Regions from separate parts of the Mus musculus genome. Here region 2 is linked to region 1. A link is a loop called in an ENCODE intact Hi-C map of the cell type or tissue named here. Cell type or tissue: heart. All regions are shown on one strand. Each heading gives the region's core, and the rest is flanking DNA. Links, peaks and the distances in the headings are about the cores only. Region 1 holds the start of Eid2b (EP300 interacting inhibitor of differentiation 2B). Region 2 overlaps Med29 (mediator complex subunit 29).

The links. A loop is a pair of places that touch in the nucleus more often than their neighbours do. Peaks named below come from ENCODE experiments on the same cell type or tissue, not always from the same donor. Only the 100,000 strongest peaks of a DNase experiment are listed, where the experiment ranks them.
Region 2: a loop joins it to region 1, with 2.9 times the contacts of the local background. A loop is called at or near these places in 1 of 42 quality-filtered maps.

The regions. Positions count from the first base shown.
Region 1 is chr7:28,276,240-28,279,148 of GRCm38, forward strand. It overlaps Eid2b (EP300 interacting inhibitor of differentiation 2B), which reads left to right and starts at 1,467. Exons shown (of 1, transcript NM_001177427.1): 1 at 1,467-2,909. The coding sequence starts at 1,542. The coding sequence ends at 1,997. In heart, for the core only: a CTCF peak has its summit at 1,414; a DNase peak (open chromatin) is centred at 1,492; H3K4me3 peaks cover 1,018 bases; H3K27ac peaks cover 801 bases.
Region 2 is chr7:28,384,835-28,387,743 of GRCm38, forward strand. Med29 (mediator complex subunit 29) reads right to left here. Exons shown (of 4, transcript NM_026042.3): 4 at 413-2,190. The coding sequence ends at 1,948. Among named protein-coding and RNA genes, the nearest start is that of Med29, 6.4 kb to the right of the region's middle. In heart, for the core only: a CTCF peak has its summit at 1,843 (motif pointing left); DNase peaks (open chromatin) are centred at 1,377, 1,837 and 2,257; H3K27ac peaks cover 805 bases.

The DNA of each region.
Region 1 (2,909 bases), core at 172-2,671:
CATTGGACACCTAGGTAGCTGGGGTTACAGGCTTGAGCTCCAGATGCGAGTGTTGGGGACAGCATTGACAGGTTGGAGACATGTGGCCTCTGGGTTCCTCAAAGGCACGAGAAGGCAGGTGCAGAGTTGATTACGTGGCGGAGATACAGCTGCATTTCAGACTCTTAGCACACTTTTCACATTAGCCCAGGCTGGCCTAGAACTTGCCAAGTAGCCCAGGACGAACATAATCTCATCTTCCTGCCTCTACCTCCCAAAGACTGGGATTGCAGCTGTGCTCCACCACGGGTAGCCCTCTTGTTTTCTGAGATTATCGACAGGCAGTGGCCACCCTAGGAGATTCAACAGTGTATTACACTCAAGTAAGGGAAGTGCTGCCACTGCGTGGGGGAAAGAGGCATGGAAGTGCCGAGAGAAACGGCTACACCAACCGTAACGAGCAAAAATGAAGAAAATATGCCAGCAAGATGGATCACTAGGTAGAGGCATTCACTTGCCAAACCTGACAACCTGAGTTTGGGTCCACATGGTAGGATGGAACTGACTCCTAAAAGTTATCTTCTGATCTCCATACACCTGCCGTGGCTCGAACTCGTGTGCGCACTCAAAGCTAAATGTGACACAGAAGCCAGAGTAGAGCACAACTGACTAGCACCTTGAGTTCAATAAGGTTGGAAGGAGAGAAGGCCACGACGTTGACCTTGACCTCCACAGCTGCACGGTTCCGACTTACACAGACACACTAAAAAACAGTCCGGAGATTAAAAGCACTTTTTCTTTCAGACAACCCAGGTTCAGTTCCCAAAACCTGTGTGGTAGCTCAAAACTACCTTGCTTCCTCCCTCCCCACCTTTCCTTCCCCCTCCCCTCTCTCTCTTCTCTGTCTCTCAGATAGGGGTCAAACCCAAGACCTTACACCCTAGGCAAGTTCTCAGCCACTGAGCTATCTCTAGCCCAGTTCACAAACACCCTGGAACTCTAGTTACCGATACCGTCTTCAGATTTTCTTAGGATCCAGACACACATATGGCTTACATATACAGATATGTAACAAAACATCCATATATGTGTTTGTTTGTTTGTTGAGACGGGGTTTCTCTGTCCTGGATCTGGCTCCAGAGATCCACCTGCTTCTGCCTCCGGAGTGCTGGTATTAAAGGCGTGCGCCGCCACCACCGCTAATTCCAGTTTTCTGGAGGCAGAAGCAGGCAGATCTGAGTGTATATATGAGTTCCAGGCCAGCCAAATGTACATGGACGCTGCCTCAAACAAGGCAATAAAATAATAATAATAATAATAATAATAATAATAATAATAATAATAATAATAATAATAAATTAAAGTATGTGATGCCGCCCCTGCTGGTTCAGAACTTGAGGCGGCCGTGGCGGTAATGGCACATGGCACCCCTAGAGGGCGATAGAGGTCCGGGCACCCGTCCTTGCGCAAGCACTTTTGTTTTCCAGGGCGCCGAGGCCCGCGCATGCGCACATCTTCACGCTGCCGCCGGAGCCGGTGCTTCTGAGGATTCAACGGTGGCAATGTCCGAGCTTCCCGGAGAGAGCAGGATCCCGGACCTGAGCCCCATGAACGGCGTCGGCGACGTCCTGCAGGTGGGACTGGGCGGAGGCAGTCCGGTCCCCGAAGCCCAGGAAGACCCGCTGGCCACAGCCTCCCAGCCCATGGCGCCGGCCCCGGGCCTGGCTCCCGGGCAGTTCCCCGGCGTGGCGGGCCTGATGGCGATCCCGCACGTCCACGCGCCGCTCCTCCTCCTAGAGCTGTACGAGCAGCGGATGTTCCAACACTATCTGCACACCAACCCCCTGATCCCCACCAGGCTGCTCCACGAAATCGAGGAGCGCCGCCGGCTGTTCGTGGAGGGCTGCAGGGCCAGGGAGGCGGCCTTCGACGCCAACCCCCCGCAGATGGACTCGCACGCCCGCGCCTTCATGCTGGCGCTCACGGCCTCCGACGCCCGCGGCCCCAACGCCGACTGAGGGGTGGCCTTCACCTATAACCTCCGAGGAAGGAGGCCGGAGGACCGGACTTCAAGGTCATCCTCCGCCATGTAGCGAGTTGGAGGCCAGCCTGGGCTACAGGAGACTGTCTTTTAAAAATAAAAAATAAAAATAAAAGATTGGTGGCCAGGAAGTCAGGTGACTCCTAGAATCAAGGGCAAAGGCAGATGTCTGGGCAAATGTCATGAGGTGGGGAATCCATGCCAGAATCCAGCCGTGGGCAGGGTGGAATGAAGCAGGCCGGGAGAGAGAAGGGCACTTGAGGCTTGAGGCTGACAAGCAAAGAGGACTCTTCTGACTTCCACCTTGTGACTGTCAGCAATCTTTCCCTCCCCTGCATTTGTTGAAAATCATGGTTGCTTCACTGCGAAGGACGATGGTTTTGCAAAGATGAAGTCTAAGAAATATCAATGAAAAAGACCATAGAAATCAGCGGAGATGCGGGAAGAAACCAGGGGATGTGCTTGCTAGATTCTGTTCCTCCCGGGTTTTACTGAGTAAGAAGAAAGCTGTAAACCACTTGGACATTTCAGAATTGAGGGTCGTCCCATCGTCAGCTGACAAGATCCATGTATCGTTACTTCTTGTGTTTGATGTTCTGTAGACGAGTTGTAAATATTCAGATAGGGAAAACCATGTATGTGTTGTGAGATGAATATTTTTCCAGACCTTGTGTAGTTGTAACCATGCGGAAATAGATGAGTGATTATTTAAATAATACAGACACAAGACTCAAATTCTGCAAAAGATACTATGGGAAGTTAAACTTATCTGCCAAATTGAAAATAGGTATCCATACAGATTTGTGTTTTCTGTAGGGTTTTTCAAACAGATTTTATAAGGCATATATGAACTGGTACCAGTCTAGTTATCCCCCAATCTTGGGTGCTG
Region 2 (2,909 bases), core at 410-2,909, 110 kb after region 1:
TTGAGCTACACAATGAGACCCTAACTCAAGAAGCAAGATGAATATGGTGATGCACTGTAGTGGCAATTTTGGTTTCTTTTAAAACACAGAAATATAAGAACGTTTCCATTTTAATCCTAGGGGTGGGACATGGGGGCTGCTTTGGACTGTTTGAGGCAGTGGACTATGATTTGCCTCGTGCTCTAGCAGAGGCATGGCTTAGCCATCTACAGATAGTTTCTGCGACTGTGTGATGTTTGGAATTCTGGAACTTTTCAGATGGCATAGAAGTGGTAGAGCCCAGACAGGCTTGGTGGGTAGTTGTTGATTGTTTAGGGAGGTTGGCTGCGGTTTGTTAGTAGCCATGGTCAAAGACAAAACAACCATGGTCAAAGACGAAACAAAAGGAAAGAAATCAGATTCAGAGGTTTTCTTAATTCCTCTCTGCCTTGTTTATCCAGTATTAGGAGGTAAAACTGGGTCGGGGAGGGTAAAGGGTAGGGGAAAGAACCACAGTGCACTGAAGACCAGCTAAAGTGCACACCTGCAACCAACACGTGTACAGCAAAGTGGGAGCGCCTAAGCCGGCCGGTGTGTGCAAAGGGCCAAGCAACAGGATGGCAAGAGAACCTCCGTGCCTGAAAACAGGAGAAACTGTGGCCTAAAAGGCTTTCTCTATCTCCACACAGGCACCCCCTTCCATACACCCTGTACGTGTAAGCAAGCACTCCCCACACACTCACACGATATAATCACAATACTTGGCAAGTAATAGCAGGTAGGTTCTGTTCCATGGCAGCCTGGACTATACTGTAAGGCTAGCCCCGGCTATGGAGTGAGAGACTGTCTCTACAACTCCAAATGAAAAGAAATGAGGCCCATGATCAAACTGGTGGAACTCGCCTTCCCTGCAGAAAGACCATGCAATAGTCAAGCTAGGCAGGGAGGAATGCCTGAACAGTGTATACATTCTCATTTTGATCATTTTCCACTTTTCCTAGTGTGATGATCTGGGTTCCTGTACATCATGGAGGTCTCCACAGTCTCTGGGACTTTTGTAGACACAGGAACCTGGTGACATGGGAACCAGGGCCCAAAAGATATGGGGTGGGGCAGTTCCCTAACCAGTCTGTCACGCTAGCCTTTCCACTGGCAGCCGGGCCTGGTTTGTAGTTCCATCCAGCACTTGTCCAGGCCCACAGGCTGGGGCCTCCCCTCCCTCCCCAAAGCCCCCTCCCCAGGGCCTGTTTCCCGGAGGAGCTGGGGTCTTCCCCAGAATCCATGATTCACTCAAGCTGGGGCCTTTTCACTTCTGCTTTGGAGCTAAAAATATAGAGACCAAGGAGTCTTGTTGAGCAGGCCTCCCCACACATTGCACAATATCCCCCCTCGGCCCCTCCCCAGAACAGCTAGAGAGCTCTGCTGACGCAGGGTCCAATGTGGACCCAAACTTCTCCTAGGTTGTCTGTGCTGAGGTCAGGGCTTACGTTCACGCGCTGCTTTTGTGAGCCAGAAAGTCCCTTCCTGTAGCCCTAGTAACCCAGGCATTTTGGTTCCTCTTGTATAATACGATCCCAGTTAGGTGTTGGGGGCAACAAAAGGGGACTGATTGAGATAGGATGGCAGGACTGGAAAAAGGTGGGTTAAAAGGAAATCCATACACTGGGACAGACTGAGGAAGGTCTAAAGGGCTCAGTTAGTGCTAACCCAGGGCCAGGTGGGGAGTCAGAGTCCCCAGAACAGAGGTAATCATCGGCCCAGTGGGAAGGTCCACTCCAGGTTGGGGAGCAGCGTGGGTGGAGGCAACAGTGGTGTGGTGGTGGTGGGGTTTGAGGTCTGTGCTGTCTGCAAGACTCTGCTGCCCCCTGCTGGTTTCAGCTGCATTACTGTGGCACGGACAAATCAGCAACAGGAACCACCTGTTTTGCCTCAGGCCATACTTCATTCTCTGCCCCTCCCCGAAAGACCTCAGAGGCTGCCCCCAGGGCCAGTAGAGGGTGCAGTAGTCTTTCCAGTGACCTTGTTGGCACAGTCCAGCAGGGCAGTATGAATGTCTTTGGCACAGGTGATCTGGGCTTTGATGACAGCCAGGTACTGTGGGTAGGGCAGACTGTCTGGCTGCACTGCATCTGGCTTTGTGGCTGTGGGTACCAGTGTTGGAGAGTGTTTGGCGCTGTCACAGCTCTGTGAAAGGCACTCGTGGGCCAGGCGCTGTGGAAAAGAGAACAACAGCATCACTTTCCTGGATGCAGCCTCCTCTCCCCCCAACCTGGAGCTAAACTGATGGGCAGCCAAAGTCAGACTGGGTCACCCAGCACACGTGCCTACTTCTCTCTGGGATTAGGCTATTAAATGTCTTTGCTGCCGGGCAGTGATGGTGCACACCTATAATCCCAGCACTTGGGATTTCTGCAGGCGGATTTCTGAGTTTGAGGTCAGCCTAGTCTACAGAGTGAGTTCCAGAACAGCCAGGGCTACATAGAGAAAACCCTGTTAAAAAAAAAAAAACCAAACAGTTTTTGCTATTCAGTTAGAGATTTGCTACGTAGACAAAGCTGTCCTCAGACCTTTTTTATTAACTTATTATTATATGTAAGTACACTGTAGCTGGCTTCAGATGCACCAGAAGAGGGCATCAGATCTCATTACGGGTGGCTGTGAGCCATCATGTGACTGCTGGGATTTGAACTCAGGACCTTTGGAAGAGCAGTCAGTGCTCTTACCCCCTGAGCCATCTCGCCAGCCCCGTCCTCAGACTTTTTCCTCTACTGCTTCATCCTCCTGAGAGCTGGGATCATCAGTGCACATATCTGAGCTGGTCAGTGGTCTGTCTGTAGGTAAAGATGCTTGCTATCAAGCTTGAAGACCTGGGTTCTATTCCCCAGGACTCACATAGTAGAAGGAAAATAATCACCCCACGATGCCTGCTG